2 separate regions of the Homo sapiens genome follow, and region 1 is linked to region 2. A link is a contact called in ENCODE Hi-C data. All regions are on one chromosome and are shown on one strand. The core of a region is the stretch at or near the end of the contact, and the rest is flanking DNA. Distances in the headings are between cores, read along the strand shown.

Region 1 (3,117 bases), core at 615-3,114, 1.3 Mb before region 2:
CTATTATACTCACTACTCCCGTGTAATAGCGTAGTCCAACCACATGACCTCTCAAACTTCCAAATAAAACGGAATCTACTTCTTCATCACTAGTTAGAAAGTCATCTGGAGGGATAACATCTTGGAATTCAAAACGTGGAAAGAAAGTTGGATATGAGAGGCGTGGAAAATTTCCATGAACTCCATACTGGACAGTCTGCAAGTACTTCCAAACTGGATCCCTATTTTTTTTTAAAGGCAAAGAAAAACAATATAATATTTAAGTATTTCCAAAGACCATATGAGTAGTTTTCTCATGCTTTACTTCAGCAAATGAAATCTTACATGGGAATCACGGTAAAGATTAATAGTTACTCTCGTTAAAGCAGGAATTGCAGTGAGTGGAGAAGGCTTCTAGGAACTCTACCTGTTTTCAATATTGGCTCTTCTACCTGCCCCCTAGGTATTCAAAATGAAAAGCCTAGTCAGAGTTCACTAACCTCTTTCCCAGTGAAAATCATCTAAATTGATATGTATATGATGTCTGTAACTACAATTATGGGCCGGATGCGGTGGCTCACGCCTGGAATCCCAGCACTTTGGGAGGCAGAGGCAGGTGGATCACCTGAGGTCAGGAATTTGAGACCAACCTGGCCAACATTGTGAAACCCTGTCTACTACAAATACAAAAATTAGCCAGGCGTGGTGGCGCCCATATGTAATCCCAGCTACTCGGGAGGCTGAGGCAGGAGAATCACTTGAACCCGGGAGGCGTAGGTTGCAGCGAGCCGAGATTGTGCCACTGCACTCCAGCCTGGACGACAGAGCGAGACTCCATGTCAAAAAAATAATTTAAAAAATGAAATCATATGCCAAAATTTCAATAGGGATTGAGCTATATAAAAGACTTATAAAAATACAACTATTAATGTACCAGAAGTTGTTTATAATTTTCCAGAAAATACATCCAGCATCCATCACTGTAACTCCCTGCGAGCAGAACACCTATTCTGGTATCCAAACCACGCCACCGTGGGAAATTGGCCCCAAGCCACCCGTACCCGCCTTCCGTCGCCGGTTTAAGCATAACCCCAAACCCATTAGGTGTAACTGTTTCGGGAATGACCATAAATACCAATTTGGACAATGAAAAGTGAAGGGGAGTCTACTGGAGCATTGCAAAAAGTTTCCATTCTCCTAAGAACAGTCGCTTATTTGCGATGCGTTTTCCTTGCAAGTGGCGCATATCTCTACTAGCGCCTCTGCAAATACTTATCTGCACGTCTGTGCATACAGATAAGCTGTGAGCCACTTGGGGACAAGGACTGTCTTACTCGGCCCTCCACCGAGCACAATGCCTGGCGCACAGTGGGTATCTAATGGATGTTTTGTTAAATAAAGCACTGGCCGAGATGCTTTAAGCCCCAGGCCCCCCACAGTCGGTGACAGAGATTTCCCAAGTCCCTAACACGGGACTCGCCCTAGGAGCCCCTACTCGCCAGCGAAGACAATGCATTTATTTCTCCGGCGGCCACATATGCGACCAACAGAACGAATACAGCTGCACAAATCGCCCAGGGAACGCAGAGGAACGCGGGGAAGGTCAGGTTCATTTGGGGACGCCTCCAGGCCGTTAGACCGAGCGCCCCACCCCCTCCGCCCCCTTCACCTCTTGAACATCCAGGACATGGCGCTGAGTGGGATGACAAGAGGAGCGCCTCGGCTCCCCTGGATCGTTTTCGAGCCGCCTCGATACGCCTCCTTCCAGGCCCCGCAGCCCTGAAGCCGGGGACAAATTCCGAGCGCCGGATCAGGAGCGCACGACTGAAAGGTAAGTCGCCGCGAGTCCAGTCAGACGTCGACGCCGTCTCCTTCTGCAACAATCTGGGAGACCAGCGTCGCTCTGTGACTGGCACTAGGAAAGCCCAATCACGAAGAGGAGAGTGCGGAGCCAAACCAGTCAGAGCACAGAAGGGAGGGCAACTCCGCCCCGCTGCCATTCAAAGACGGCGGGGGGTCCGGGCTGCAAGGGTGGTTCCATCCGGGTTCTTCCCCGCCCCCAAGGCGGGCGCGCGGGAAAGCCACGAGGCCCCAGGAGTGCGACTGCGGTGCCTGCGGTGCCGGTGTTTTGTTTGATTCCCTGCCTCAAACGGAGGGAAACGACCTTCCTTTATCCTACGAGTCCTAAGACTGAACCCCATTCTAAAGGCTCTACCGTATCCTTCCTCTTATTTTCTTCTCATCTAATGTGGCACATAATAGGGCCTTATACTAAAGGAGCTCCACGGTTTACGAGACCTAGAGCTACCGGCGAGATACTTTACTTCATTCCCTGTGGTGAACCGTGGGGACTTTCGCTCCAAATTTTCATGTTAAGCCTCAGCGTATGCATGAGACACAACGAGTTTGGAAAATCTTAAATGGAACTTAGAGTCCCCTCCCCACCTCTTTTTGTTATTTTTAAGGAAAATTTTCCTTTCTTGGTGCAGGAAACCCATCACATGTTTATTACAGCTATGGGGGCGTTTGCCTGAAATGGTGGACGGGACCATTTTCCCCGTGGGCACTTGGCTGCTCCAGCCAAGAGGGGGAGGCCCTTGTTTTCCTCAAGGAACTGCAGAGGGGCGCTCTGAGGCCCTCCATGGCTCTCTTTCCAGAGTCTGAGGTGACCGGAAGGAGAATGCGGCCCTGGGACCGTCAACCTTGGACCAGCTGCAGCCGACGCCTGGCAGGGCTGGTCGCTTTGCGTTGAGGAGGCTGCTGTCCCCGAAGCTGGCCTTTTAATCGCACAGGGCAGGAAGCTGGTGGTGGCGCCCAGCTGCACAGGCGGCACCATGTAACTGCCAGATAATACTTGCGCGTCACAGAGAGGTCCATGTTACACGCCTGTCAGCACAATAATATTAGGTGGTCAGCTTTTCTTTTTTCTTTTTTTTGTTTTTTTTTCTTTTTTATTGAGATGGAGTCTTGCTCTGTCCCCCAGGCTGGAGTGCAATGGGGGTGATCTTGGCTCACTGCAACCTCCGCCTCCCGGATTCAAGCGATTCTCCTGCCTCAGCCTCCGGAGTAGCCGGGATTGCAGGAGCCCGCCACCACGCCCAGCTAATTTTTGTATTTTTAGTAGAGACGGGGTTTCAC
Region 2 (3,119 bases), core at 371-2,870:
CCATCAACACTACCCATTATAACCACCTTAAACATCTGGTAAATCAATCCAAAATTAAATTAAGCTTTTATAAATTCATATTGGGTTTAACCATTTGATCTAACTTATTGATGGAAAACTGCCTCTAACAATTACTGAAATTACAGACTTAGAAATGAAACATTCCATTAGCTATCTCTGCCACAATAGCATAACGTTACATTTTGTTCCATTACTTTCGCCCAGCCCCTTAAGAAATAGGGATTTTATGTCGTCTTATTTCACATTCTGACTCCAGTCACTTGGGTTTGGAGGGCATGGTTTCCACTAAAGTTAAAAGACCTAGCTCTATAAATTACAACTAAAGACCTAAAAAATTCTCTGCAAATTTAATTCTCAAAACATCTTTTGGGATAAAAAGTATTTCTATTCTTCAAAGATTAGAGAACCGAGTTCAACGATTTACTGATTTAAGTTATCATTATGTGATTGCTAACGCTGCAGTAGATATGAAATCACGATTTCCATTAAGACTTAGATTTTACCTAAATGACGACTGCTTTAGTATGTCAAAGTTTAGGAGCCCATCCCCATTTTTTTAAACTGCTTAAAAGAATGGCCTTAGCATGCCAAAGTTTAAGAGCCCATCCCCATTTTTTTTTAACTGCTTAAAAGAATGGCCTTACCATTTTCTTTGGCCAGGAACTAACTACAAGATGATAAATTTGCCAGTACTTTCTTTTCATAGTTGTTCTTTGCATTGGAACAGGAAAGGGTGCTTTATCACTCGTTACGGTTGTTCATGGCCCAATCCAAATCATATAATACGCTGGCTGCTACTAACAGTTTTAGAATAAACAAAAAGAAGAACTATAATGCAGTAGGTTCTACATTTATAAAGCCCATGAGCTGATTTCGTGCCGAAAGTAAAACAGTCTCAAGAGTTTAAATGAATCCTGGAATCACAGCAAATTCAGGAAATTTAGGAATATGTTGGTAACCCTTAAGCTTTTTAAAAACTGACTACACCCTGGGCAAGTAACCACCCCCTGATGCCGTTGTGGGAGACAGAATTTCTGGCAGGAAGATAATTTTCTGACTCAATCTGGCTTGCCGTTCTTGTTTAATCATCCCCATTTCTCTGAACATTTTACTCCTCTGACTACAATGGTCAACATTTATTTTCAGAAGTTTTAAAGTGATTTAGTTCTTCCAGCCGCACCTCTTTTTATCCCATCTAAGTCTTCCCCAGCCCCCATTCCTATCGCCCTCGTTTCACTAAGATTTTGCTAAACATTAGACACAAGCACATGACCTCCAGTCTTCCACTGTCTCGGAACAAACCGACATAAAAACATCTGATTAGTTCCATTGTAAGCTTCCCTAGGCTTAGAATTTAAAATGGTCTTTAGCTCGTCAATGCTTAAAGAACCTACAACACAAAATTTAAATTTTAAAAATTTTAAATAAAGAAACCGCTCCCTTTTTTAACCTTTAGCCCCGCCCATTGCCCCCCACCCCAGGTTCCACGCGAAACTGCAGGAAACCGGAGGGGGCGGAGCGGTGACGTCACGACGCCGGTGCGTCACGGAACGGCGGCGGCTGCGGCGCTGGCGGTGGCTGCGGCAGCGGCGGCATTTTAGTCGGCAGCGGCGGCGGCAGCGGGGCTGCTGCTCCTCCCAGCATCCCTGGCGCGGCCATTTCAGCCCCATCTTGGCCCAGCGGAGGGAGCTGCAGCCGCCGCTTCAGCAGTTTGAATTTCAGTTTCTTCGGGGTTTAGGAATTGGGCGCACCGAGGAGGAGCCGGAGAAGCCACCACCGCTACCTCACACAGCCGGGGCGCCTCCGGTCCCGTGCCAGCGGTCTGCCGCCGCCGCCCCTCTCTGAGAGAAGCCGCGAGGGGAGGCCGAGACCGCCGTCGCCGCCCGCCCGCAGGGGTGGTTCCCCCTGTAAGGGGAGGACCGAGCCGGCTTTCCCCTCCCCCAGAGCGGGTTTCCGCCTGAGGCAGTCGACATGTCCCTGGGGCTGAGCTCCGGCTAGAGCCGGGGAGGGAGGGCCGCCTGCCCGCGCCACAGCCCCACCGCCCGCCCGCGGACCTTCAGCCAGCTCCGGCCCGCGGCTCCCGGCTGAATTAGGCATCTCCGACTCCGGACTCGCCGCTCCTTCCCTCAGTCAGAGAGCCCAGCGCTGACGCCGGCACCGGCCTGAGGAGCCCGAGCGGGGCAGCACCGCCCCTCACGCCGCCGCCACCGCCTCCTCCTCCTCCTCTTCGCCCTCCCACTCCCACCCCCAGCCAAGGCCTGCTGACCGCGCCGAGCGCCGAGCTGGACTGACCACGGCTGCCCGGAGACGAGAGAGGAAGCAGCCGGCCCGCCCCTGGGTTCGCGCTCTCGCCGCCTCTGAGGGAATTGAATTGAGGCGCCGCGGCTGCGAGAGCTAAAAAGGAAGGAGGAGCCGCCGCGGGACTGAGACGGGGGCAGAGCCGAAGAGACCGACACAGAGAAGGAAACGAGGAGGAGGATGTCTCACCGGGCGGCCAGCGCCTGGATCAGCCCGTGACTCTTAACAGCGGCGGGCCTCAGACCCCAGCGCAGACTCGGACTTTGTCTTTGGGGGCCCGTGCTCTGCCCTCCCCGGTTTCCGACAGGACCCAGAGGAGCCGGCGTGCCTCTCTGCCCTCCAGCCTTCTTCACCATGTCCAAGATGCCGGCCAAGAAGAAGAGCTGCTTCCAGATCACCAGTGTCACCACGGCCCAGGTGGCCACTAGCATCACCGAGGACACCGAGAGCTTGGACGACCCGGACGAGTCACGCACAGAGGACGTCTCCTCCGAGATTTTCGACGTCTCTCGGGCCACGGATTATGGCCCTGAGGAGGTCTGCGAGCGCAGCTCTTCCGAAGAGACGCTTAACAATGTTGGGGATGCGGAGACTCCCGGGACCGTCTCCCCAAACCTCCTCCTAGATGGGCAGCTGGCAGCGGCGGCTGCTGCTCCCGCCAACGGAGGAGGAGTCGTTTCGGCCCGGAGCGTGTCTGGGGCGCTCGCCAGTACCCTGGCGGCGGCTGCCACTTCGGCCCCCGCCCCCGGAGCACCCGGCGGCCCCCAGCTCGCGGGCTCATCCGCCGGGCCAGTGACTGC

Evidence for each region. A loop is a pair of places that touch in the nucleus more often than their neighbours do. Pooled maps may share reads with other maps.
Region 1: a map of OCI-LY7 shows a loop between it and region 2 (9-fold over the local background). The contact joins the promoter of HLTF here to the promoter of TSC22D2 in region 2. A Hi-C loop is called at or near these places in 1 of 168 maps with a recorded cell type or tissue (OCI-LY7), 1 of 37 single-sample maps with no recorded cell type and 9 of 50 pooled maps.

Annotation. Positions count from the first base shown.
Region 1 is chr3:149,084,669-149,087,785 of GRCh38, forward strand. HLTF (helicase like transcription factor) reads right to left here and starts at 1,865. Exons shown (of 25, transcript NM_003071.4): 1 at 1,649-1,865; 2 at 14-221. The coding sequence starts at 1,668. It overlaps HLTF-AS1 (HLTF antisense RNA 1), which reads left to right and starts at 1,664. Exons shown (of 3, transcript NR_046648.1): 1 at 1,664-1,810. RefSeq lists enhancers at 1,192-1,709, 1,615-1,824, 1,710-2,227.
Region 2 is chr3:150,406,678-150,409,796 of GRCh38, forward strand. TSC22D2 (TSC22 domain family member 2) reads left to right here and starts at 1,621. Exons shown (of 3, transcript NM_001303264.2): 1 at 1,621-3,119. The coding sequence starts at 2,674. RefSeq lists silencers at 1,712-2,311, 2,982-3,119 and an enhancer at 2,682-2,731.